Linked DNA regions of Homo sapiens: regions 1, 2, 3, 4, 5 and 6 are each linked to region 7. A link is a contact called in ENCODE Hi-C or POLR2A ChIA-PET data. All regions are on one chromosome and are shown on one strand. Each heading gives the region's core, a stretch centred on a gene start or an enhancer-like site at or near the end of the contact. The rest is flanking DNA. Distances are from core to core; before and after follow the strand shown. Region 1 holds the start of IQCK (IQ motif containing K). Region 2 holds the start of GDE1 (glycerophosphodiester phosphodiesterase 1). Region 3 holds the start of ZC3H7A (zinc finger CCCH-type containing 7A). Region 4 holds the start of SMG1 (SMG1 nonsense mediated mRNA decay associated PI3K related kinase). Region 5 holds the start of COQ7 (coenzyme Q7, hydroxylase). Region 6 holds the start of TNFRSF17 (TNF receptor superfamily member 17). Region 7 holds the start of MARF1 (meiosis regulator and mRNA stability factor 1).

What was found. Hi-C counts contacts between places; a loop is a spot of excess contacts on that map. ChIA-PET counts read pairs that join two places held with the same protein, here RNA polymerase II (POLR2A). Pooled maps may share reads with other maps.
Region 1: a pooled map shows a loop between it and region 7 (10-fold over the local background). The contact joins the promoter of IQCK here to the promoter of MARF1 in region 7. A Hi-C loop is called at or near these places in 5 of 50 pooled maps. POLR2A ChIA-PET finds 5 or more read pairs at or near these places in 2 of 52 experiments (CD4-positive, alpha-beta T cell and activated CD4-positive, alpha-beta T cell).
Region 2: a map of CD8-positive, alpha-beta T cell shows a loop between it and region 7 (12-fold over the local background). The contact joins the promoter of GDE1 here to the promoter of MARF1 in region 7. A Hi-C loop is called at or near these places in 2 of 168 maps with a recorded cell type or tissue (CD4-positive, alpha-beta T cell and CD8-positive, alpha-beta T cell), 4 of 37 single-sample maps with no recorded cell type and 9 of 50 pooled maps.
Region 3: a map of mammary epithelial cell shows a loop between it and region 7 (13-fold over the local background). The contact joins the promoter of ZC3H7A here to the promoter of MARF1 in region 7. A Hi-C loop is called at or near these places in 1 of 168 maps with a recorded cell type or tissue (mammary epithelial cell) and 8 of 50 pooled maps. POLR2A ChIA-PET finds 5 or more read pairs at or near these places in 1 of 52 experiments (GM12878).
Region 4: a pooled map shows a loop between it and region 7 (20-fold over the local background). The contact joins the promoter of SMG1 here to the promoter of MARF1 in region 7. A Hi-C loop is called at or near these places in 1 of 168 maps with a recorded cell type or tissue (CD8-positive, alpha-beta T cell), 1 of 37 single-sample maps with no recorded cell type and 10 of 50 pooled maps.
Region 5: a loop to region 7 is called in a pooled map, with 27 times the contacts of the local background. The contact joins the promoter of COQ7 here to the promoter of MARF1 in region 7. A Hi-C loop is called at or near these places in 11 of 50 pooled maps.
Region 6: a pooled map shows a loop between it and region 7 (7-fold over the local background). The contact joins the promoter of TNFRSF17 here to the promoter of MARF1 in region 7. A Hi-C loop is called at or near these places in 1 of 37 single-sample maps with no recorded cell type and 2 of 50 pooled maps. POLR2A ChIA-PET finds 5 or more read pairs at or near these places in 1 of 52 experiments (B cell).

What each region holds. Positions count from the first base shown.
Region 1 is chr16:19,717,000-19,719,699 of GRCh38, forward strand. IQCK (IQ motif containing K) reads left to right here and starts at 1,272. Exons shown (of 9, transcript NM_153208.3): 1 at 1,272-1,488. The coding sequence starts at 1,308. KNOP1 (lysine rich nucleolar protein 1) reads right to left here and starts at 1,228. Exons shown (of 5, transcript NM_001012991.3): 1 at 1,159-1,228. RefSeq lists an enhancer at 1,152-1,481.
Region 2 is chr16:19,520,784-19,523,497 of GRCh38, forward strand. It overlaps GDE1 (glycerophosphodiester phosphodiesterase 1), which reads right to left and starts at 1,315. Exons shown (of 6, transcript NM_016641.4): 1 at 921-1,315. The coding sequence starts at 1,181. RefSeq lists enhancers at 597-656, 782-1,516, 827-996 and a silencer at 1,107-1,276.
Region 3 is chr16:11,796,002-11,798,701 of GRCh38, forward strand. It overlaps ZC3H7A (zinc finger CCCH-type containing 7A), which reads right to left and starts at 1,257. Exons shown (of 23, transcript NM_014153.4): 1 at 1,123-1,257. RefSeq lists silencers at 489-648, 1,131-1,540 and an enhancer at 956-1,493.
Region 4 is chr16:18,925,094-18,927,827 of GRCh38, forward strand. It overlaps SMG1 (SMG1 nonsense mediated mRNA decay associated PI3K related kinase), which reads right to left and starts at 1,315. Exons shown (of 63, transcript NM_015092.5): 1 at 857-1,315. The coding sequence starts at 948. It overlaps SMG1-DT (SMG1 divergent transcript), which reads left to right and starts at 1,094. Exons shown (of 2, transcript XR_001752094.2): 1 at 1,094-1,181. RefSeq lists silencers at 537-1,126, 1,157-1,496 and enhancers at 1,182-1,794, 1,795-2,408.
Region 5 is chr16:19,066,195-19,068,894 of GRCh38, forward strand. It overlaps COQ7 (coenzyme Q7, hydroxylase), which reads left to right and starts at 1,420. Exons shown (of 6, transcript NM_016138.5): 1 at 1,420-1,543. The coding sequence starts at 1,471. It overlaps COQ7-DT (COQ7 divergent transcript), which reads right to left and starts at 1,497. Exons shown (of 3, transcript NR_119381.1): 1 at 1,387-1,497. RefSeq lists a silencer at 1,444-1,603 and an enhancer at 1,634-1,783.
Region 6 is chr16:11,963,956-11,966,655 of GRCh38, forward strand. It overlaps TNFRSF17 (TNF receptor superfamily member 17), which reads left to right and starts at 1,255. Exons shown (of 3, transcript NM_001192.3): 1 at 1,255-1,499; 2 at 2,240-2,386. The coding sequence starts at 1,370. It also overlaps a transcript of NPIPB2 not described here. RefSeq lists enhancers at 803-922, 1,043-1,482.
Region 7 is chr16:15,641,877-15,644,576 of GRCh38, forward strand. MARF1 (meiosis regulator and mRNA stability factor 1) reads right to left here and starts at 1,278. Exons shown (of 27, transcript NM_014647.4): 1 at 1,142-1,278. It overlaps MIR484 (microRNA 484), which reads left to right and starts at 1,418; the gene lies at 1,418-1,496. It also overlaps a transcript of NDE1 not described here.

The DNA.
Region 1 (2,700 bases), core at 22-2,521, 4.1 Mb after region 7:
GCCCGGCTAATTTTTGTATTTTTAGTAGGGACGGGGTTTTACTATGTTGGCCAGGCTGGTCTCCAACTACTGGCCTCAGGTGATCCGCCCGCCTCATCCTCCCAAAGTGCTGGGATTACAGGCATGAGCCACCACGCCCGGCCCTACTGTGCCTAATTTATAAACTTTCTCATAGATAGTATACACAAGAAAAAACAGTTATATTTAGGGTTCGGTACTGTCTGTGGTTTCAGGCATCCACTGGGGGTTTAGGAACGTACTGCCCGCGGATAATGGGGGAGGGGGACTATTGTATTGGCATTTAAATAAGTGGGCAGAGATAAAGGAGCTTGCAAAGAAGAAGGTGCAAACCTTGAAATAGTGTAGTCAGGAGAGCCAAGACGACTTCAGAATAGGGGAGCAGTCAAGAGAGCCAAGACGACTTCAGAATAGGGGAGCAGTCAAGAGAGCCAAGACGACTTCAGAATAGGGGAGTGGCCAAGAGATCTGGTAAGAACAAAGAATCCACCGGGAGGTTGCGGGTCAACTCTTAATCCCCTTCTCTCCCCATCTCTTGCCATTTAGAAAAGTATAGCATCCTCCTCTTTAGCCCTGCGACCAAATGCATTCACTCTTTCAAGGAGAAAGGAAAAGAACGTTACAGTGCATCTCCTGCAAACGCAAACGCTTTCTCCAAAACCGCTTTTAAATTCCAGGGACAGCCTTGTGAAGATCTTTGTGAATACCCGACCTCGCAAGCTCCAGAGACTACAATAATTCACTTGCCCTAGGTTCCAAAGCCAGCAAGTGGAAAACGGAGACTGGAATTCCGCCCACAGGACTCCAAAGCCTGTGCAGCAACACCCCACTCCCCCGGCAGGATCACCAGCAGGACGCGCGGGAGCCAGGAAGTAAGATCCGTACCTCCAAGGCTCCCATGGGCCCAAGCCTCCGCATCAACAGACTGGGAGGGATTACGTGGGGTCCCAGGGCCGGCTCTGAGGCGGGAAAACTTTCTGGAGGCGGCGGCCTCAGGCCGGAGCGGGCGCACACCGACTGGAGGGGTCGGATTCAGGGATGTGGGTGGACCGCATTTCCCCATCTTCCCCGCCGCGCACTTCCTCTGGTGCAATCTCCACACCCCGCGCCGGCCCGCCTGCAACGCGCCCTGGCACTCACCGGTGGGCGAAATTTCCCCGCCTCCACGTGAGAGCCAGCTCCGCCGTGACCCGGAAGTCCACTTCGAGTCGCCGGCCCACCCTCTCGGGTTCCGGCTTCTTCCGGGTCGCGGCCTTCCGGCGAACGCGGTTACCGTGGAAACCGCGGCCATGGCGGCACCGCGGCAAATCCCCAGCCACATAGTGCGCCTCAAGCCCAGCTGCTCTACAGACTCGTCGTTCACCCGGACGCCGGTGCCCACCGTGTCTCTCGCGTCCCGCGAGCTGCCTGTCTCGTCGTGGCAGGTCACCGAGCCGTCAAGCAAGAATCTGTGGGAGCAGATCTGCAAGGGTAGGAAACCTGGGCTGGCCGAGAGGGGCGGGACCCGGGCGGCCGGACGGGGGCCGCGTTTGGGGAGCGCCCACTGTGCGCCTGTCGGCTGACGGGCGGGGCCGCCGGGCAGCGGCTCCGCGGGCCCGGGCTCCGCATTTTACGCATGGGGAAACTGAGGCTCGGAGAGGCTGGCCCGAGGTTACGCAGCGCGGACTCCAATCGCGATCCGTAGTGAGGTTAAAGGCAAGGGAACGGCGAGGGAAAGCTGAATAAAGAGAACCATGCGGTGTGGACCATTGGTTCTTAAACCTCGGTTAGTGAACCGAAAGGAATTGCTGGGGCGGGGGCCGGGGTGGGGATCTTGTTATAAACGGAGGTTCCCAGGCCCCGCCCACAGAGCTTCAAATTGGGATGCAGGGAATCTGCACTTTTTAAAAGAGCACCCCAGGTAATCCTAACGTAGGTAGTCGGTGGCCCACACGTTCAGTAACCATGGTGTGGACAAACGGGTTTTAGTCCCTTCTTGCTTCAAACCTTCCTTAACCTCCCCAGGCGGAGTTGAGCACATCTTCCTTTGTGGCTCTACTCAGTATTTGTTACTTAGGTTGGGCAAATTATTTAACTTATGACCCTGTCTGCAAAGTGGGCATAATAATGGCACCTATTTCGATGGTGTTAAGAAGATGGAACCAGATAGTCACAAAAAGTGCTTAGCAAACTGCCTGATTTTAGGAGGGCAAAAGGATTATTGGGGAAAAAAAAACACAAACTGCTCGATTTACAGAAGGAGCTACGTAAGCGCTAGTTCTTAATGAATAATGTTGGGTGGGATGTTTTCTTTTTCCTCCACTAGACCATAAGCTCCTCAAGGTCAAGGACTCAGATTTTTCATTCGTGTGGCCACCATCACTACCTAAGCTGCCTGAAACAGCGCGGTGAAACCCCGTCTCTACTGAAAATACAAAAAAAAAATTATCTGGGCGTGGTGGTGTGCGCCTATAATCTCAGCTACTTGGGAGGCTGAGGAAAGGGAATTGCTTGAACCAGGGAGGTGGCGTTGCAGTGAGCCGAGTTTGCGCCACTGCACTCCAGCCTGGGTGACAGAGCGAGACTCCATCCCCAAAAAAAAAAAAGTGTGGTTAGTTAGCATTTGAAATGTGATTAGTGCAATTGAGTAACTGAATTTCTTGTTGGACTCAAATTTTTTTTTTTTTTTTTTTTTTGAGACGG
Region 2 (2,714 bases), core at 65-2,564, 3.9 Mb after region 7:
AGAATCAGATATATTTACACAGATGCAAAAGTGCCTAATCCACTGAAAAGCCCTCTCTGTAAGCTGTCATTATTATGAAGCTAGGAGAATGCCAAGAGCTGGGAGGTATCAAAAGTTTCAGGAGTGCCTTGTGAAAAGGAGGGGGCAGAAACTGATGTGAGTCCAGCTGCCAGGGTTGTGCGAGTGCGAATGTGTGTGTCTGGGGAAAAGGTGATAAGGAAATGACTCAAGTGATTTACAAGACAAGCAAACGTATGTCTTGTGAAGGGTGATCTATTTAGACTAACCTCAATTACTGACCAAGAACCTATTTGACCTGACCCATTTTCTACTTCATTCACACACCAGTCTTTGTTCTCTTCCTTGAAGTCAGGCCACACACTGCCTCTTCTGTTACCTGAACACCCCTATATTATTCCCATCTCAGGACCTTCTGCACCTGCCTGGCTCCTTATAATTCCGGTTTCTGTTCAAATGTTGCTTCTTCGGAGACGATTTCTCTTGACTATTCCATCTAAATAAAATAGCGTAACTCTTTCCTTCGAGTTCCCCCGATTTCTTCATTGCACCTTTCACTCTCTTAAAGTTATCTCATTTATGTGTTTACTTGTTTAAGGCTTGCCTCCCCCATTCCGATGTACACTCTGTAAACCAGGGACACTTTTGACCTTGTTCCTGGCTGTATGTAACCTTAGCGTCAGGCGCACAGAAACTATATACATATCTGCTGTCTTCTGTAAATATAAAACCTCAAGTCCGGAGATCCCTAGACACTGGGAGCGATCAAGGGCCGGGAGTGTGCCTTGTGGACGAATGAGGAAGTGGGAAGGCCGTCCTGAGAAGATCGGGGAACCCTGGGAAGGAAAAGTAGAAGTCCGAGCTCTCGGGAGGACCGAGGGGCGCGAACGTGGGGGTCTCACCTGCCGAATGGCCGCCAGCGTGTTCTCGGGCGCGTCGTGGCTGCCGCCACGGTGGGCGATGGCAGAAATGCGGTCCCGGGGCTTGAGCACCTGCAGGGCCCTGCAAGAGGGCACCGGCTCAAAGCTGAAGACGCGCAGTAGAACGAAGAGGCTGCCGGTGAGGAGGCAGGCATTGACCGGGCTCCGCGTCACCAGCAGCAGCACTAGCAGCAGGAAGGAGAAAGGGCCCAGGAGGCCGCCCTGGTCCTCCCACAGCCACATGCCGGCGCCCGCACCGGCACGGACGGGAGTCCCGGACCCGCCGGGCTCCTGGGGCAGTAGAACGAGAAGCGAGGGGGAGGGTCCAAGGCACCGGCAGCAGCAGGAACCCTCTGAGGGGACCAGCGCCGCACAATGGCGGCAGCAGACACATCCAGAGAGGGAGTCGGCCGCCCAGCCAATCAGGGATCGGGATTCGCAGCGCCAGTGGGCGGAGCCGCTCCATGGCAACGGGGGAGGGCCCAGGCCCCAGGCCCCAGGCTCACGTTCCAAATCTAAGGTGGGTTAGGGTTTTCCGAGGTCTGAACTTCAACCTGGGCGTTCAGACTCCTAGGCGAGAAAAGGAGGGATAAGAACCATCCTAAAGCTGTAGGACTGGAAGGGATTTTAGTGACTCCTTTATCTGCCCTTGAGGAAACTGAATTCCAGGGAACCTGGAGAGGCAGGATGCTTAGACTATCAATTCAATTCAATTCAATTCAGTTCAGTTCAGTTCAATTCAAGATGTGCCAAATACCGGTCCAGGTGCTCCGGACACAGTTGAACAGGACCTACAGGGTTTTTGCTCTTATGGGATTCACATTCTTGTGGGAGGAAATAAAAGTTAGCAAGTACACCTAACGTTTACAGAGCACTTACCATGTCCCAGGTACTTGACGAGCAAACACTTTATATGCTTATCTCATTCTCAATACAGCCTAACAGTTACTATCAGGAGACTGATTTCAATCGACTTTATTTTCCAGATTCTGGGGGACTGGAAGAGCCTAGCAAAGAAGGCACAATCGGATTATAAAACTGGAAGGGGTTTTAAGGATTCCCTTATTTCATAGATGCGGAAACTGAGGATAGGTGAATTAAGCAGTTAATGGCAGGGTGGGGACTGACATAAAGGCCTCCCCAGTGATTTGTGACATTTTCACTCCTCCTCCCCCTAATCTTACTTCTGCTAAGGGCTTTTGTACCAGGCACTGTACAGGAGTTACCTCAACTGTGCCTCACAACCACCCTTGTGATAGGCACTTTTAAAACCCCCATTTTACATATGCAAAAACAGGCACTGGAAGGAGGGTAAGAGAGATAGACCATGAAGCCGAGTTAGGGAGTGAAAAGGGGCCCCTGGACATATTTTGGAGGGCTGGTAACATTTTTATGTAGAGAACTTTGCAAAAATATTCAGGGATTTTTCTGTTACCTTTTTTTCCTTTAGTGCATTTTCCCACTGATTTGCAAAAGGGGATAGATGTCTTAAGCCTTCCAGTTGGCATCTAGGATTCAGCCTTTTTTTTTTTTTCTTTCAGACAGTCTCACTCTATCGCCCAGGTTGGAATGCAGTGGTGCAATCATGGCTCACTGCAACGTCGACCTCCTGGGCTCAAGCGATCTTCCGACCTCAGCCTCCCGAGTAGCTGGGATCACAGGCTCGCGCCACCCCACCCGGCTAACGTTTAAAATTTTTGTAGAGATGCCGTCTCCCTTTGTTGCCCAGGCTGATCTCGAACTCCTGGGCTCAAGCGATCCTTCCGCCTCGGCTTC
Region 3 (2,700 bases), core at 7-2,506, 3.8 Mb before region 7:
TTGTATTTTTTGTAGAGACAGGGGTCTCACTATGTTGCTGAGGCTGGTCTTGAACTCCTGCACTCAAACGATCCTCCTGCCTCAGCCTCCCAAAGTTTTGGGATGACAGGCATGAGCCACTGCATCCTGCCAAGATTAATTTTAATGATCTATTTTCGTTAATCCAATTTGTCCCAAACATGACCATCTCAACATGCATTTAAGTATAAAAGATTACCAATGACATCTTTTACTTTCTTTCTCATCCGAAGTTTTTAAAATCAGATGTACGTTTCACAGCTGGGACCGCAACTGAAACTGGCCCCATTTCGTGGGCTCCATCGTCCCAAACGGCGGGGGGTCAGTGGCCACCGTACTGGGCATGGCAAGGTCCTTCGTGGTTCAATACCGAACACGGGCAACTCCTTTTCATCCCTAGACAGGTGGGGACAGGAAAATACCCAACTCCTGGCAAATCCACCCAGTCCCGACTCAGGCTCGACCTCGGAGGCCCCGGCCGGGCCTCAGGCGGCCCCACCCCTTTGCTGCCCAGGCCTGACCGGAAGCCCCGCTAATGGGAACTGACAGGTCCCGGTCCCGGTCCTCCCGGGCGGCGCCCCCGCCTCCGCGGACCCCAAGGCCTCTCCCCGCCCGGCCCAGGGCTGCACCCCGCGCGAAAAAATAAAAAAATCAGAAAGGGGGGTAAAAAAGACGGATGAGCCCCAAATTAATGCGCCAAGCTCTCCGCCGGCATCCTTCCCGCCCCCAAGCCCAAGACGCTGAATCGGGATCCCCGCGATCACCAGAGCAGACAGAAATAACCAAAAAAAAAATTTTTTTTTAGTGAAATCACCAAAAAGGAGACATTTTGCCGAGGGAATGGCAGGCAGAAGTGGGTCACGTTATTCTCGGTGGGGGAAGGGGACGGCGCGCCCACCCGTCCCTCCGCGCGCACAGGCCCCGGCCCGGCTCCTCTCAGGGTCCTCTCGGGTCCGCGGGCCCCGGACCCCGCCGCCCCTCCCCCGCCCCGCCCGCCGTCCGTTAACGGCCGCGCGCGAGCACGAGGCGGCGGCGCGCGCGGGGGGGGCGGGGGCGCGGGCGCGCGCGTTTCCTTCATGCCCGGCGGCGTCCCCCTACCCCTACCTGTGGGGACGACGCGCCGGCCGGCGGCAGAAGGCAGGCGGAGGCGGGCGGCGGCAGGCGGGCAGCGGTGGCGGCGGCGGCGGCGGGGCCTGGGTGCTCGCTCGCAGCTCTCCCTCGGTTAGCGGCGGCGGCAGCGGCTCGGTTGCGCCCGCGGCGGCGCCCTCTAGCGGCGGGAGGCCGCGCTTGCCGCCCGGGAGACGCCGCCATTGGCTGCGCCGGAGCTACGGGCTGGGGGCGGTGGCGCCACGTCTGACTGGGGGCAGGGACCTGGGCGCGCCGTTCAATCCGGAGCCCCGGCGTCGACGCGCGGCCCACTGGGTGAGCCAATGGGAAGGCCACGTTGCGCACTGGACGCGCTCGGACTCAAGACTGATTAACCAGCACCGGGGTTTTCTGGGGCCTCGCCTGGGCCGCGGCCTGAGCAGAAGCGCTAGGAGGTAGAACAGCGTCCAGCGGGGAGAGGAGCTAGAGTCGGCATCGGGAAGCCCACCCTGGAGCCTGCTTAGCTTGACGAGCCCTCAACCGGGGCGCCCTGCTCTGCGAAGAGTAACCCTGCATCCTCAGAACAACCGTGATTGTCTTCATTCCTACATATGAGGAACGGAGGCGCGGAGCCCCACGGCAGCCGGGGATCCAAAGACAGCCTCCCTCCAGTTCCATCTGCCGGCTCTTGGAAGGCCTGGATCCCTGTCCTTCAGGGCCCAGCCCAAATGCCGCCTCGTCCATCTGCATTTTACGGCCAGGTGCCCCGCTGCGGGCACGGCTTCTTGTAAAATGCTCAGCTCAGCAGTGGGCGAGGCAGGGTCCCTGCCCCATGGGATGGAGGGCGGAGATCAGGACCCACAAGAGCCCAAAGAAGACCATTTTGGTCGGTGAAGACCAAAGAAATTCAAGCAGGAGGATGTGACAGGAGCTTTTGGGAAAGCCTCTGAGGAGGTGACAGCCATGCAACCGTGTTCGGGGAAGTGTGCCGCAGGCAGAGGGGAAATGAGTGCAAAAGCCCTGAAGCTGGAGTTCGGTGTCTGGATAACAGGAAAGGCCTGCATAGCTGATGTGTGCCAGAGGGGAGAAAGATCTGTGACACAGGGGGGCCGCCATGTTTAATTTGGAGTTTTGTGTGGAAGGGGGTCATTCATTGAGTCTGAATTGGGAGTTCCGAGGTCTCATTTATATTTTAGAAAGTTCTCTCCTGCTACTATGCAGAGATTGGGCTGTAGGAGAGACAAGAGGGGAAGTGGGGACTCTAGCTACAGTAGCTCTTCCAGGGGTCTGGGTGACGTAGATTTACAAACCAGAGTATTAGCTCAGGCTGCCATGACAAAATACCCCAGACCAGGCAGCTTAGACAACAGGAATTTATTTTCTCACAGTTTTAGAGGCTGCAAATCTAAGGTCTGGGTGCCGGCAGGGCTGGTTTCTGGTGAGGCCTCTCTCCCTGGCTTGCAAACAGCTGCCTTCTCACTGTGTCCTCCTATGACCTTTTCTCTGTGAGCAGGAATCCCTGGTGTGTCTTCCTTTTTCTTACAAGAACAACAATTTTACTAGATTAGGGCCCCACCCTATGACTTCATTTAACCC
Region 4 (2,734 bases), core at 65-2,564, 3.3 Mb after region 7:
ATTAAGAGAGATTAGAATAAATCAGTCCTAAATTAGGCACAGCTGCCCTCCCATTGATCAAAAAGACAGGAAACTACATTTATTTAAAAAGTTAATGTTCCTAATATATTCAAATCTCACTAAGCCCCAAAACGGTCTGAGATCAAATCCTCCATAAATGAGGAAATTCTCTAGACTTCTAAGTGGGTGCCCAAAGAGTTCACTCAAGTGTCCAGGTATGAATTACGATTCACCAGAGTAACCGGCCTTGCACTTAGGGAAAACTTCCATCGCCCAAGACCAGCGTGGGTCGATCCCATCAACAGTCACACAATCTCATCTCATGCTCCACTAATGAATGTTCTGCCTAGAGTCAGAGCAATGCCTTAGCTGGAGTTTTGTTTTGTTTTTTTCAATATTAACACGTGGGGGTCACAGAAAGGAACAGAGGTTAGAAGAGCTCTCACGTGGCGGCTGAAAGAGTGGGGAACCGAGAAAGTGAATGAGTAACAGGGAGGGTCCTGGACTCTCAGCATCTCCCAACTCGGGGTCAGGGGGAGGCTGTAACTGGAATGCCCCCCACCCCCACCCCCGCCTCTTTCTCACCTCCTGGTCCCGACCCCAGGCCAGTGCCACCGCCGGGAGCCCCGGGTCTCGGCTCCAGCCCCGGGCTGAACAAGCAGGGAGGGGAGGCACTTAGGCCTCGCCTCCCCGCGGCCTTCCTCCCCCAGCCGGGGCGGAGGAGACCCAGGAAGCCGCGCCCGGCTCCGAGGGGTGGAGGGCCTAGGCCGCGCCTCCCAGCCCCGCGGCCCTAGGCCTCGGCCCGCCCGAGGCGGAGCCCGGGAGGTCGGGGCGGGGTCCCGGGCCGGTCACCCACCTGGGTTGCCAGTCATTCCAGCTCCGCGGATACTTGGTGCCGCCGCCGCCGCCGCCGCTGCTCAGCCGAGACCCCGGGGCTCTGCGGCTCATTACCTTCCCCGACACGACATGGCCAAGCGCCGCCGCCCAAAGAAGCGCGAGTCGCCGCCCGAACCGGCCGCCGCCGACACCCCGCTCCGGCCCGGGGCTGAGGAGGAAGCCGAGAAGGAGGAGGAGGAGGAGGAGGAGGAGAAGGAGGAGGCGGCGGAGGGCGGGGGAAGAGGACGGCCGTTCCGGGTTCCGCCTGAGCCCGCAGCGCAGGACGAGGAGGCGGGAGCGGCGCGGTGAGAGAGAGGCGGATGAAGGGGAGGCGACGTCTTTTCCAGGGCCGTGCGCGGCCCACGTCGCCGGGGCCCCGGAGGACGAGGACGACGAGGAGCAGGCGGTGGCGGCAGCTCCTCACGCTCACACGGCCACTGCTTCCCCGCCTCCCGGCTCCGCCCGCCGCGCCGCCGCTGTCGCACGGCATGCTGGGAGCGAGGGGCGGGGTTGGCGCCCGCCGGGCCTGGGGAGAGAGGCGGGTCCTGTCGGCGGGGCGGAGCCGAGAGAGGCGGGGTCGATAGCAGGCCGCCCCGCCCCCCACGTCCCCAGGCCCTTGGGCGGCGAAGAGGTCTGGGCGTAGCGGTGACGAATCCTAAGACAGGGGATCTCCACTACTGCGGCCACACACTTTTCTCCCAAACGCTTCCCGGAAAGCACCGGAGGGCCGGGCAGTCAGGTGTAAACAGGCGTCCAATCAAGGACCTGCGGTGTGGGTGGGGGCTGGTGCCCTGCGGTGCGCGCGCACACAGGCGTGCCCTTGGATTCACGTGCGCCAGTTTTCCCACTTTCTACGGGGTGGGGTGGAAAGTGAAAATAGTAAGATCGAGAGGTGGATATCCACCTTCCCAACCTCCACCTGAAATGTGCCCATCGAGTCCTGGCACCTTTTACCATTTCTTCACAATGAAAAAAACTAAACGATGGAAGGGAAGGGAGTACCCACGATCACCAAACCCTGTCCTCTGCAATGTGAAATGTGCTTTGAAGTCCTTTCACCCTGAGGCTTGCCCGCCTTCTGCTGGTGAAAGAAGCTGGGGGCTAGGCGCGGTGGATCACGCCTGTAATCCCAGCACTTTCGGAGGCCGAGGTGGGCGGATCGTCTGAGGTGAGGAGTTCCCGACCAGCCTAGCCAACATGGAGAAACCCCGCCTCTACTAAAAATACAAAAATTAGCCGGGCATGGTGGAGGGCGCCTGTAATCCCAGCTACTTGGGAGGCTGAGGCAGGGGAATCGCTTGAACCCAGCAGGCCGAGGTTGCAGTGAGCCGAGATCAGACCATTGCAGTCCAGCCTGGACAACAAGAGTGAAACTCTGTCTCAAAAAAATAAAAGAGAGAGAGAAAGGAGGGAGGGAAGAAAAAGGAAGGAAGGAAGGGAGGAAGGAAGGAAAGGAAAGGAAAGGAAAGGAAAAAAGAAAAGAAAGAGAGAAGGCCGGGCGTGGTGGATCACGTCTGTAATCCCAGCACTTTGGGAGGCCGAGGCGGGCGGATCACGAGGTCAGGAGATCGAGACCATCCTGGCTAACACGGTGAAACCCCGTCTCTACTAAAAATACAAAAAATTAGCCGGGCGTGGTGGCGGGTGCCTGTAGTCCCAGCTACTCCTGAGGCTGAGGCAGGAGAATGGCGTGAACCCGGGAAGCGGAGCTCACAGTGAGCAGAGATGGCTCCACTGCACTCCAGCGTGGGCGACAGAGCAAGACTCTGTCTCAAAAAGAAAAAAAAAACAAAGCAGCAGCTGGGTAGAGGAGACGTACCCGACCGTCTACCCCATGACGTGTCCCATGCCCCAGGGA
Region 5 (2,700 bases), core at 170-2,669, 3.4 Mb after region 7:
TTGGGAGGCTGAGGCAGGAGAATCGCTTGAACCCGGGAGGCAGAGGTTCCAGTGAGCCAAGGTCTCCCCACTGCAATCCAGCCTGTGCGACAGAGTGAAACTCCATTTAAAAAGAACAAAAACAAAAAACAAAACAAAAAGGAAACAGAGACCTAGAAGTGGTATTACAGCAAAGGTTTTGAACATTTTAAGGCTTTTGAGCGCCAGATTCAGACACTCAGTAGTTTTACATGAGAGTGCTACAACATCCTCACTAAGTAGTATTTGGGTTCATCATAATTTTAAATTATTTTGGTGTGTCAATTTGAACACTAGAGTGATATAAAAACTAAAAACTTGAATTCAATAATTTTACAATTGTATTCCATCTTAAAATATTTTATGGTAAACTTGGATAAAGTATATAAATAATCCAAGGGTGTAAAGTAGAAAGTGAAAGCTCCCTTCTCCCAGTTCCAGCCCCCTGATGTTGCCAATATTAAACGTTGTATATCCTTGCAGACACGCATCTTTGATTTTTGCCCTCATGTACATTACTCATTTAAAAATTATTTCGTTGAGTAGATTCCTAAAAGTAAGACTGCTGTATTATATGATCTTTTTAAAGTATGTTGCTAAATTTCCCCTCCCTTCTCAAAAAATTCCAATTTGCACAAATATACATGCATACATGCACACAGTACATTAAGGTGGATACCAAGGATAAAACATGTTCTCTGTTTCTGAAAATAGAGAAAAGACCGGGAAGAAGTTTAAAGTTGGCTTTCAGCCCACCAATAGAGATAACACTATATAACACCATTAACCATGTGGTGCATGTAATTTAGATATACATATAATTTTATTTATTTATTTATTTTTCAGACAGGGCCCAGGCTAGAGTGCAGTGGCAGAATCACGGCTGACTGCAGCCTCGAGCTACCGGGCTCAAGCTATCCCCCCACCTCAGCCTCCCGAGTAGCTGGGACTACAGGTGTGCTCCACCAGACCCGGCTAATTTTTAAAATTATTTGTAGAGGCGGGGTCTCGCTATGTTGCCCAGGCTTACTATTTTAAAGTAGATGTAGGATACAAATAAAAAAAAAAATCTCCTTCCACGTAGGTAAAGCAGGAAATACCGTGCCTTGTTAATAAGTAATTCCCTCATGATCCTTTTCCCCAGGAACTTGGGTGAGAAATCATAACCTTGTCCTGATCTTTCTAAACAGCAATTTAGCATTTTCATCTCCCTGGCAACCCAAGGCGCCTTGGCCTTGGTCTTCCGAGTGATTGACAGTGACCCCACCCAATAAAATCTTTTTATTTGTCGTATCTAACCAATCTAACCCCTAGCGCAGAGCTAGGGGGCGTTCCCACCGGTGCGCGGGCGAGCTGAGCCTTCCTTACGTCTGCTGTGCGTCATCAGTCCGAGCCAAGGGCACTATTGGCCAGTTCCGTTCAACGAAGTGGTTGCTTTTTTTAGTTCCGGCAATGAGTTGCGCCGGGGCGGCGGCGGCTCCCCGCCTTTGGCGGCTGCGCCCGGGGGCCCGGCGGTCCCTCTCAGGTAAAAGGAGGCGCGCAGTCACAGTCCTGCGCCGGTCTAGCGAGCTAGGGAATTTTCGCTTGAGGTTTGGGTCGAAGAGGTCACGGGGGAGAGGTTCGTAACGTCACAGGCCTGCGACGGAGCGCGACTGCGTGACTTCGGCCTCCGGGGCGCTGGCGGGCGGGGCGGGGTCTGTAGTTAGCGGCGAGAGTGACAGGAGGACAGGGGTTGTTTCGGCAGTGACGCCTGGGGAGTGACGCAATTGCACCCCTGTGCAGTGATGTCACGGCAGGTGCGGCCAGCGTTCCGAGTCGAGGACAGTTGGCGACACTGAAAATTCAGCGTCTCCGGGAGTCTCTCTCTTTGTAGTCTTTGCCCAGGGCCTTGCCAGGCAAAGGGTAGCCCGACGACCAGCAGCCTCCGCTACTTCTGGGCGCTCGCTAGAAATACAGATTCTCGGGCCCCACCCCGACCTACTTGGTCGGTATCTGTGATCTGTGAACAGGACCTTTAGGTGATTTGCATGCACTGTAAACTGTGAAAGCCATCAGTGTAGTGGAAGGAGCATCGAATTTAGAGTAGAGAGACATGGTTTTGGACCCTGGTTCCTGCTTTCCTTGTTTCATCTGTGCTGCCTTAGAAAATTGTCATGAGCCCGGGCGCGGTGGCTCCGGCCTATAATCTCAGCACTTTGGGAGGCCGAGGCTGGAGGATCCCCTGAGGTCAGGAGTTTGAGACCAGCCTGGCCAACATGGTGAAACCCCGCCTCTACTAAAAATACAAAAATTTGCCAGGCGTGATGGCAGGTGCCTGTAATCCCAGCTACTCAGGAGGCTGAGACAGGAGAATCGCTTGAACCCGGGAGGCAGAGATTGCTTTGAGGCGAGATTGCACCACTGCACTGCAACCTGGGCGTCAGAGCGAGACTTTGTCTCCCCCGCGCAAAAAAAAAAAAAAAAAAGAAATTTCATGAAGTCGTTTTCTCAACGTTAAATTACCGTGTACCACTTTCGGGATTTTTGCCTAATGGCAGTACTGCTTGAACTTTTGATTACTAGATGTGTTTTTTTGTATAGCTATGTCCCATTTAAAAATTAAATTAATTTCCTTGAAACAAAATCCTTATGGTGAATGGGAAGCCAGTGCCACTTGCCACAAATGGGTGAGTAATCATTAAA
Region 6 (2,700 bases), core at 5-2,504, 3.7 Mb before region 7:
ACCCAGGAGGTGGAGGCTGCAGTGAGCTGTGATTGTGTCACTGCACTCAGCCTGGGAGACAGAGTGAGACTCTGTCAAAAAAAAAAAAAAAGGCAAATTCAAGTGATCCATTTATGTAAACAGAAAAATGCACTATATAAATGTATCTATCTAGAATTCAGGGATCGGTGAAACAAAAGACATCGCATCGGCAGGTCTGTTTGCAACTTCTGGGATACACCAGGTGTTAGCGGTGATGACTTCTGGATGCTTGGACTGTGGATTTTTAAAATGGTTTTATCTGCTCATCTGTATTTCTAAATTTTCAACAATGGAACATAGATTATTGTATTATTATTATAATACCCCAAACCTATCTTCCTCTCAGCCCTCTTTCCACGAGCTCTTACCCTAAATGTCTCTTTTTCTGTCAGTGGCATTGTGCGTCTTCCTTAGTGCATCACCTCTGATCTTCCTGTAGAATTTTTTTTTTTTTTGAGATAGAGTCTTGCTTTGTCACCCAGGCTGGAGCGCAGTGGCCTGATCTTGGCTTACTGCAAACTCCGCCTCCTGGGTTCAAGCACGTCTCCCTGCCTCAGCCTCCTGAGTAGCTGGGATCATAGGTGCCTGCCACCATGCCTGACTAATTTTTGTATTTTTAGTAGAGACGGGGTTTCACCATGTTGGCCAGGCTGTTCTGGAACTCCTGACCTCAAGTGATCCACCTGCCTCGGCCTCCCAAAGTGCTGGGATTACAGGAGAGCGCCACGGCGCCCAGCTTACACCAGACTACTTTTTAAAATGTTTTTGTAAAGTCAGGGTTTCGCCATGTTGCCCAGGCTGATTTTGAACTCCTGGGCTCAAGCAATCCTTTTGCCTTTTGACTCCCAAAGTCCTGGGATTACAGGTGTGAACCCCTGCAGCTGGCCTCAATGTTAAGATCTTAAGGGGCACAGCACAGACCTTGTCTTGTCTATCTCCCTGGCACCTCTCACAGAGTACAGCTTATTAACAGATGTTCCAGAAACTGTTACTGAACATTCGGCTTGATGCTGTGGGCTTGTCTGCATCTTGCAACTGTCACCTGGCTGAGAAATTTCTTCTATAAATAAGCAGTTTCTGTTTCAGATGTGATATGCCCTGATATTTACACCCTGTCTCTTACCCCATCCAAGACTCAAACTTAGAAACTTGAATTAGATGTGGTATTCAAATCCTTAGCTGCCGCGAAGACACAGACAGCCCCCGTAAGAACCCACGAAGCAGGCGAAGTTCATTGTTCTCAACATTCTAGCTGCTCTTGCTGCATTTGCTCTGGAATTCTTGTAGAGATATTACTTGTCCTTCCAGGCTGTTCTTTCTGTAGCTCCCTTGTTTTCTTTTTGTGATCATGTTGCAGATGGCTGGGCAGTGCTCCCAAAATGAATATTTTGACAGTTTGTTGCATGCTTGCATACCTTGTCAACTTCGATGTTCTTCTAATACTCCTCCTCTAACATGTCAGCGTTATTGTAATGCAAGTAAGTAATATTGCTTGAACGATTATTCATTGGTGTGAACTATTCTGTCTATATGGACTGCTTATTCAGAGAATCAACATAATGGGCATGATGGTGAGTTTTCTTGAATCAAAAAGAGAAAGGAAGCAAGGCAGTGATTTTAATGTTTATGGAAACAAAGTAATTATTTGGAACTGAACTTGATATGATTCAGCACTATTAGCAACATAGATTTTTTTTAAAAATCAGCTCTTCTAATTAAGTGATATTTAGAATTTAAAAGTCAATGTTCATTAATTAAGGTGATTGAATGGAAATAATCCATACTTGATTATTTTGCTATCAAAACAATCCATAATTCATTATTTTAGCAAAATAATCAAGTATGACAGCCGGGTGCGGTGGATGGCTCACACCTGTAATCCCAGCACTTTGGGAGGCCGAGGTGGGTGAATCACCTGAGGTCGGCAGTTTGAGGCCAGCCTGGCCAACCTGGTGAAACCCTGTCTCTACTAAAAATACAAAAAATTAGCTGGGCATGGTGGCACAGGTCTGTAATCCCAGCTACTCGGGAGGCTGAGGCAGGAGAATTGTTTGAACTTGGGAGGTGGAGGTTGCAGTGAGCCGAGATCGCGCCACTGCACTCTAGCCTGGGCAACAGAGCAAGACTTTGTCTCAAAATAAATAAATAAATAATAACAATAAAGTATGTGAATATTATGTTATCAGCTCATTATCTGTCTGATGTTCTTTTCATAAAGGTGTGACCAATTCAGTGAAAGGAACGAATGCGATTCTCTGGACCTGTTTGGGACTGAGCTTAATAATTTCTTTGGCAGTTTTCGTGCTAATGTTTTTGCTAAGGAAGATAAACTCTGAACCATTAAAGGACGAGTTTAAAAACACAGGTTGGTTTGATGGTGAATCTTTGAAATCTATTTCCAGGGGATGGCTATTGTGAGTTTCAGTTCCTTTTCTTTTTTTAGCGTTGACTATTTCACTTCGTTACAGCCCTTTCGAATGTGTTAGAACATTGTTACATTAAATGAACTTGGTAGAGGTGAGCCATCTTCATTCTGATTTTGACACCTTGGCAGATTTTCTACAATGTCAGTCTTCTCCAGGATTCTTCCACTGTTAATTACTCTATTGAAAGTACTAAGGCTTTCTTGGGAAACATCAGTCTCTTTGACTAAAGTTAGCACATCGATTAAATGCCACA
Region 7 (2,700 bases), core at 28-2,527:
CAACTTAGGTAGCCAAAAGCAGGTTCTGTTTGACTTGAGCGACAGTCTCCTTTCTGTCACTCTCTTCAAGTCTTTTGACCAATTCAATGAGGAGAGCATAGGCTCTGTCGACTGTCTGCATTTTGGTCTCCAATTTGACTGCGGTGCAGCTTTGGACAACTCACAACCTCTCTGAACCTCAGATCCCATCTCTAAAATGGGTGTGATAATAATAGAAACCACCTTACAAGGCCGTTGTTTGGATTACATGAGGTAATCCACGGGGAACATTTAGCAAATGTTGTTTCCTTAGCACCCAATCTAGTCTTTGACCCCACACCACCCCATCCCATTACCGTTTTCTCCCCCATAGCTCTTCTGTCCAAAACGGCCTTTTTAGCTTATTTTATTATCTTTCTCCCCCATTAGGCTATAAACTCCATGACAGCAGAGACTATGTTTTCTTATCCACTATTCCAACTCCTGTCCTTAGTACAATGCCTGGCATATTTTAATAAATAACTGTTGAACGAATAAAGCTTAATAAATAGGAAAACAGTTTAGGTTTCAATACACCGATATGCAAAAGAGAAGAATATTTACCGCTCAGAGAAGTCCAAAAGACACAAATGCAATTGGACAGCTCTTGGTAATACCGGAAAGGTGCTTGAGAAACTCTAAAAGGTGTATCACGAGGTCGCGTTACAACTACTAGTGAGAGTGGCTGAAGCCCTAGACATTGTCAACCCTGAGACTACACCCTATGTGTTGCTAAAAGGCCGAGGAGAATGCAAAACGGCCGGGGAGGGGGGAGTGTGTTGCAAAAACACCCGCCCCTTTCCTTCTCTCTTAACCTTCCAGCTGTGCACTTCACTCCTGGAGGGCCCCACCAGGGGTCAGACAGGGGCGGGCGGGGAGCCAAATGCCCTCGAAGGGGAACAGCGGCGCCAACAGTGACAGTAGTGAATGGACCCGAAAGGGAGACAAGCCAACTCTTTCGTGGGGGGCCCAACTGGCGCGTCCCAGTTAGCTAACCTCCCCTCTCCACCACCATCCCACCAGCAATAGGCGGGGAAAGAGGGGACACTGTCCTCCGTCCCGCCCCGCTGGCCTCGGAGCAGAGCCTGCCGGGGTCTGGTCGCAGGACTGTCTGCAAACTCACCTCTGCCGCCGGCTCCACCTCCGCTCACATTCCGGCCCCGCCGCCTTCCCCCCGCCCCCCCCAGGCCCTTTGTTTTGATTCCCGACTCCGCAGCTCCCGCCGCCGCCGCCAAGCGCACCCTTCACTTCCGCTTCCGCACCGCACCGCCCCTGTCGCAAAACCGACGCCCTTCTCTCCTCTTCGCCCCGCCCCTTCCTCGCCCCGCCTCCGCCGCCGCGTCCTGTCCGCGCGGGGCATGCTGGGAACCCCGGGGGGGGCGGGGCCTCGCGGCCCTGCAGCCTCGTCAGGCTCAGTCCCCTCCCGATAAACCCCTAAATAGGGACTTTCCCGGGGGGTGACCCTGGCTTTTTTGGCGAAAACCCCCAGTTTAAGGAGGCCTTCCCCCTGGCTTCACGTTGTGGAGTCGAAAGGAACCTTGAAGCGGAGAATGAGCTCGTGACGTGGACCCGAGGAAAAAACCTGCCAACCAGGATTTAATAGAATTCAGCTCTTTCAGGCTTTGGAGGGAAGGCGATTTGAACGGGATTTCAATGAAAAACCCTGTCCCTTCGGCTTTTTTTTTTTCCTCTCTCGGGTCTCGTCACGTGATGGTCCTACTTTATTTTTAAAAATTAAATGGCGCATATTCCCCAGCATCCTAAATCTAGTGCAACCTAGTGGCAAGTGGAGAAAAAAATAACTGCCAACCTGGCTTCCTACGAGGTCCCCCGGAGTTCTCGCAAAGTTGCGACCCAGTTGGCAAAAATACAGTGTGTGCAAAGACTCAACTGGACATTGCCACCAAGAATCAAGAGATTTTTGGGGACTTTAGCAAGAAAACGTTATTTTTAAAAGCCCTGCTCCAAAGCTGGTTACAAATGAATACTGCGTTTCCAGTGACAGGTTGGGCGAGCAGAAAGGAAATCTTACGGTTAGTTTCAAACACTTTGTGTTTTAGGTGGCCAGATATGCTGTGTGGTTTGCTTTAAAAAAAAAAATAGCGCCCCACAATCTTCACGTTTCCCTGGAATAAAAAAAAATTTAAGACTCAGCAAAAGGGTGATTTCTGAAACTACCAGCTGATTACTATTTTCTGTTGCAAATTAGGAAAAAAGCAAAGCACATATTGTGTAAGTTAAATCTAGACACGATTTAGGATGTGCTAGCTGCTAGCTAAATGCTACCTTAGGAGTTTATTTTTAAAGTTTGCCCAGAAACAAGTTGACTTTGCAAAAGAATCAGTAAGTCGAAATTGCCAAACGAGAATATTTTGCCCAAAAAAATCCTTACTGGGAGGTTATTTCAATAGGCAATCCCCATTACGTGGGGATTAACACATCCCTGTAAACATCCCTGTAGACGGGTATTGTGGAGGGCAGGATCAGACATGTAGCTGAAGAATCCTTTGTGCCTGTATTTAATTTTCCAGAAGGCAGATGACAAGCACACATCCTCTCCCTGCGTAGGTATTTATTACTGCTGACTAAATCTTGACTGTGGGCTGGGCGCAGTGGCTCAGGCCTGTATTCCCAATACTTTGAGAGGCTACGGAGGGAGGATCTCTTGAGCCTACAAATTTG